Regions from separate parts of the Homo sapiens genome. Here region 2 is linked to region 1. The links are chromatin loops, found by intact Hi-C in ENCODE. Cell type or tissue: dorsolateral prefrontal cortex. All regions are shown on one strand. Region 1 overlaps AKR7A2 (aldo-keto reductase family 7 member A2). Region 2 overlaps ALDH4A1 (aldehyde dehydrogenase 4 family member A1).

What was found. Hi-C counts contacts between places; a loop is a spot of excess contacts. Peaks named below come from ENCODE experiments on the same cell type or tissue, not always from the same donor. Only the 100,000 strongest peaks of a DNase experiment are listed, where the experiment ranks them.
Region 2: it touches region 1 in a loop (3-fold over the local background); 2 of 110 quality-filtered maps call a loop at or near these places.

What each region holds. Positions count from the first base shown.
Region 1 is chr1:19,303,647-19,306,146 of GRCh38, forward strand. It overlaps AKR7A2 (aldo-keto reductase family 7 member A2), which reads right to left. Exons shown (of 7, transcript NM_003689.4): 6 at 2,372-2,500; 7 at 319-740. The coding sequence ends at 579. LOC124903867 (a long non-coding RNA gene) reads left to right here. Exons shown (of 3, transcript XR_007065521.1): 3 at 1,565-1,702. It also overlaps the pseudogene RNU6-1099P. Among named protein-coding and RNA genes, the nearest start is that of AKR7A2, 7.2 kb to the right of the region's middle. In dorsolateral prefrontal cortex, no CTCF peak of the experiment used is centred here; no DNase peak of the experiment used is centred here; H3K27ac peaks cover 296 bases.
Region 2 is chr1:18,889,750-18,892,249 of GRCh38, forward strand. It overlaps ALDH4A1 (aldehyde dehydrogenase 4 family member A1), which reads right to left. Exons shown (of 15, transcript NM_003748.4): 2 at 263-356. Among named protein-coding and RNA genes, the nearest start is that of MIR1290, 6.1 kb to the right of the region's middle. In dorsolateral prefrontal cortex, no CTCF peak of the experiment used is centred here; a DNase peak (open chromatin) is centred at 1,174; H3K27ac peaks cover 1,120 bases.

The DNA of each region.
Region 1 (2,500 bases):
TGGTAGTGACTCTAATGGTAGTTTCTTTGTCCCAGTTGTTTCATTCCTAAGAATGTATTGAGGCAACTCTGAATTAGAGAAAATGTACTGCAGGTGTATGACTCTCTTTTCTATCGTGTGTAGAAGAGTGAGAGACACCTCAATGTTGAGAGGTCAGGTGGGTATTCAGACCAGGGGCCCGAGGAGACCCTGGGAGGGCAGTGTGCTTCTGTGACCCTCCTACTACCTCTGCCCTCTGAAGACTCCAGCCCATGGTTCTGCCCTTTCTCAGTCCCCAGGTAGGATGGGAAACAAAGTGTTAACAGCAGAGAAAGCAAGTTTTTGGGGTTCACTCAAGACCTAGGCTACAGCCAGGTCAAGTGCCTGCTTTATTCAACAGGAAGCGCTCAAGTGGGACTCACCCCCCACCTTTCACAGTGTAAAGTGAATAGGGAGCAAGGCAGGAAGCTAGAAAAATAATGCATGGATCTAGACAATTCAGAAAAACCCTTCTAAGTCAGCTTAAGGCCAAGACTGGTCAGTGTGAGAGAACAAAAGAGGTGACAGAAAAGCCTTGGGCAGCCTGAGCCATGATGGGCCTAGCGGAAGTAGTTGGGACATTCGTGAGCAACCAAATGCCAGGCTTGATTAAAGGCATCCACGACAGCCGGCTCCAGGGGCCCTTCCTCTGTTGCTGCCAAGTTCTGCTCCAGCTGCTCCAGGCTGGACATGCCCAGGATGACCGCGTCCCCGTGGGCACCCTGCAAGGGAGACGGCCAGACTTCAACCCTCTTCTGCTGCACAGCGACTCCACTCACAGCCGTCCCAGCCACCTCCCTGCTGAGATCTGGGGTCTCTGTTTATATTTATATCTTGTATGTCCAGAAAGGACTTAAGGTGCCTTGGATAGCTGTACCCACGTGACTTGAAACCCGCATCCTTTCCCCTACTGCCGCACGACGCTTCCACACAGAACTACATTCACAGCCCAGTTCTGCCCCCAGCAGCTGTGTAAAAATGGCTAAGTTGGCTGGGCACAGAGGCTCATGCCTGCAATCCCAGCACTTTGGGAGGTCAAGGTGGGAAGAACACTTGAGCCAAAGTGTTCAAGACCAGCCTGGGCAACAGAGAGAGACTCTGTCTCTACAAAAAACAACAAAACAAAATTAGCCAGGGGTGATGGTGCATGCCTTGTCCCAGCTACTAGGGAGGCTGAGGCAGAAGGATCACTTGAGCCCAGGAGGTTGAGGTTGCAGTGAGCTATGAGTGTGCTGCTGTTCTACCGCCTGGGTAACAGAGTGAGACTCTGTCTCAAAAAAATTAAAAAGCAGGCTACGTTATTAAGCTTGTTTTGACATTCGATCTTTTTTTTTTTCAAACAAAAATATTTTTCCTTGTGTTTTGTACACAAAAGGGGGTGGGAGGTAGTGCGGTGTGGTGGTGGCAGCGGAAAAATATGGAACACTTCACAAATTTGCGTGTCATCCTTGCGCAGGGGCCATACTAATCTTCTCTGTATCATTCCAATTTTAGTATATGTGCTGTCGATGCAGGCATGACATTCAATCTTTTTCTCTGTTTTCAGCATTGGAATGAGAAAACTTATGTAAAACACAGCTCCCACGTACTGAACATCTACCGGATATATGCCAGACACTATGCAACATGGAAGGCTGAAGCTGGAGATAAGTTTGTTGCTGTTATTTTCATTGTTGTTTGCTTGTTTTTTTTAGACAGGGTCTTGCTTTGTCACCCAGGCTAAGGTGCAGTGGTGTAATCTCAGCTCACTGCAGCCTTGACCTCCCAGGCTCAAGCCATCTTCCCATCCCAGCCTCCAGAGTAGCTGGGAACGTAGGAGCAAGCCATCACAACCTGGCTAATGTTTTTGATTTGTTGTAGAGATAGGGTCCCATTTTCTTGCCCAGGCTAGACTCAAATGCTTGAGATCAAGCAATCCTCCCATCTCGGCCTCCCAAAGTGCTGGATTACAGGTGTGGGTCACTGCCACTGATCAGGAAATAAGTTTTAACCAGGAAGACATGAGGCATCAAGAGAGAGAAACCAAAAGGGTGAGATGGGTGGGTCTTAGTTAAACCTGTGTTAAAATGTCTGCCACTTTAATAGCTGGGTGAACCTCGGTTTCCTCATCAATAACACTGGGATAATCATACTTCAGAAAGCCTAAGGAATAAGAAAATCCCTGTAATGAAAATCCCTCACTACAAAGCCTCCACTCAGATACCATCAAAGACCAGTGGGAAGAGTGCTTATGAGAATTGGAAGAAAGAAAAATTTCAGAGGAATTCAGAAATCAAATGCTTTGGGCTTCACCTAAAGGTGACGCTGGTCCCCCTGGAAGGGAAGAAGCTGAGCACCCAGGGTCGCTGGTTACCTGCAGCTGTGAGTGGTGGTACATCCACCGGAGGGCAGCCGAGGTCACACTGGGGGCGCTGGCGCCATATGCGGCCTGCAGGGCCTTCTCCACCAACGCAATGGCCTCGAAGTGGTGCTCCTTCCAGAA
Region 2 (2,500 bases), 410 kb before region 1:
AAACATGTTTAACTATAAAACAACTAGGTTTATGACATCTGACCTGGCCTGAGAAGCCCCAGAGTAGCTCCAGGCTGCCACCTTGGTCCTCCCAGCTGTTCCCACACTCCAGACCCACAGCCCTCCCAGGCTTCCACCCAAGGCTGGGAGCAAGGGTAGAAGCGGGTGATGGCTGCAGGCACGGGGCGCTATCTCAGGGCTGCTGGGGATGGCCTCTGCTCCATGCCCTGCACCTCTCGGGTGCCTCCCACCCTCCCATTACCTTTTGCAGGGCATCTCGCTCAGGGCTGCCCTGCGTGAAGGCTAAGACGGGCTCGTTGGCCACCTTCAGGGAGGAGGTGTGCTTCCACCGCAGGCTGGAACACAAGGGCAGGGGACAGAGGCAGAGAGGTCAGCAGCGGCCCCACCACCAGACCCCAGCCCCTCTACCTCCGACAGGGGGTCCTAGGTGGGCACCCAGAGCCTGAAATCCAATGCAACTAGAAAGTGGGGGGTCAAAACCCCACCTTGGGCTGGGCATGGTGGCTCACACCTGTAATCCCAGCACTTTGGGAGACCAAGGCGGGCAAATCACTTGAGGTCAGGAGTTCGAGACCAGCCTGGCCAACACGGTGAAATCCCGTCTCTACTAAAAATATTTTAAACGTTAGCCAGGTGTGGTGGCATGTGTGCCTGTAGTCTGAGCTACTCAGGAGGCTGAGGCAAGAGAATTGCTTGAACCCAGGAGGCAGAGGTTGCAGTGAGCCGAGATCGTGCCACTGCACTCCAGCCTGGGTGAGAGAGCGAAAAACTCCATCTCAAAACAACAACAAAAACCCACCTTGGGGGTCCACAACCCAAGGTTCAAGTCCCAGTCCCACGGTTGTGTGTCCTTGAGCCTGTGAGTTGCCTCCTGTGAACGTGGTTCTACGTCTATCAAGTAAGAATAATCGCACCGAACTCACGCGGTTGTTTGAAGTTTAAACACACAGATGCAAAACCACGTTGAAGTATTTTCCACATGCAAAGCGTTACTCTCCCTTTCTTCTCCCACAAGGCAGGCTTTATCCCAAAAAGACCCAAACTCCTCTCTCTAAGCTGAAAGGGCAGCACATTCCAGAACACAGTCTCAGAATGTGAACCAGCTGAGATCCCCTTGGCACAAAGGGCTGAGAGCTCTGGCTGGGCAGGAATGTCCAAGATGTGGACCATGAACTTGGAGAGCTGCCCTGAGCTCAGCTCACAGCCCCGGGAGGGCTGGCCCTGGGGGTGAGGTGCCTGATTCCAGGACACTGAGTCTCAAGAACTCCTTGCTCAAATCCTCTGACCTCTTTCCACCACCCCCTACCACATCTGAGGGTCACAAGGTGGGAGGTCAGGTGGCTCAAAGCTAGGACGCTGGGGTCAGTCATTCCAGAGCTGGAGCCTCAGCCCTGCCACCTCCCAGCTGTGGGGCTTCCCCTTCAGGCCTGTTTCCCCCTCTGTAAATGAGAAGAATGATGATGACAAAGTCAACTAATGCCCAAAGGGCACTTGAAATTGACAAACTTCCCATCTACCGTGGCATAGGACGGGCCTCACCAGCCACCTCTCTACAGAAATAAGGTCATTTTGGTCCTAAAAGGAAAATGACTAGTTCAAGATCAAGAGTAGGGGAAACCTGCACTTGAGTCCAGAAGGCCCAGATACCATCTCTCTCTGGTGTCAATGGCCCCAGACAACCCGAACAGCTGGAAGTGCACAGGTGGGGTTCACTGGTCGGCGCAATGAGGGAAAACACACAGCGTAGGGAACCACAGGGCATCTCAGTAAGATGCTGTTAGGAAACCCATGGGGTTTGGCAGGGTGACTTGGGGAGGGTTTAAGGAAGCCACGGTTAGCTCTGGATTGGCTGCCATCAGAAAGTGGGGGTGAGGCTGACTGGGAAAAAAGGAACATTTACCAAGATGTGCAGAGCTTTGTGGGTGGCACAGAGACCTTGTTTTTGTCCGTGCTTAGACAAAAATCATGAAGAGAAGGCCCGGCATGGTGGCTCACACCTGTAATCACAGGACTTTGGGAGGCCAAGGTGGGCGGATCACTTGAGGTCAGGAGTGTGAGACCAGCCTGGCCAATATGGTAAAACCCCGTCTCTACTAAAAATACAAAAATTAGCTGGGCGTAGTGGCCCACTCCTGTACTCCCAGCTACTTGGGAGGCTGAGGCAGAAGAATCACATGAACCCGGGAGGCAGAGGTTGCAGTGAGCTGAGATCACGCCACTGCACTCCAGCCTGGATGACAGAGCAAGATTCCATCTCAAGGAAAAAAAAAAAAATCAGGAAGAGGGCTTATTGTGTCTCATCTGATCATGGTCTCAGAGGGACGTGGCCTGAGGCTAGTGTTCTGCGGGATTGTTTTTGCCCTATGGGAGACAGACTGGCCCGGCTATGAGTGTCGGGGGCCAGAAGGAGTCTGGGGCTCAAAGACCCAGCCTGGGAAGCCTGAAGGAAGGACACAAAACCAAAGGAGTGTGGCCAGGC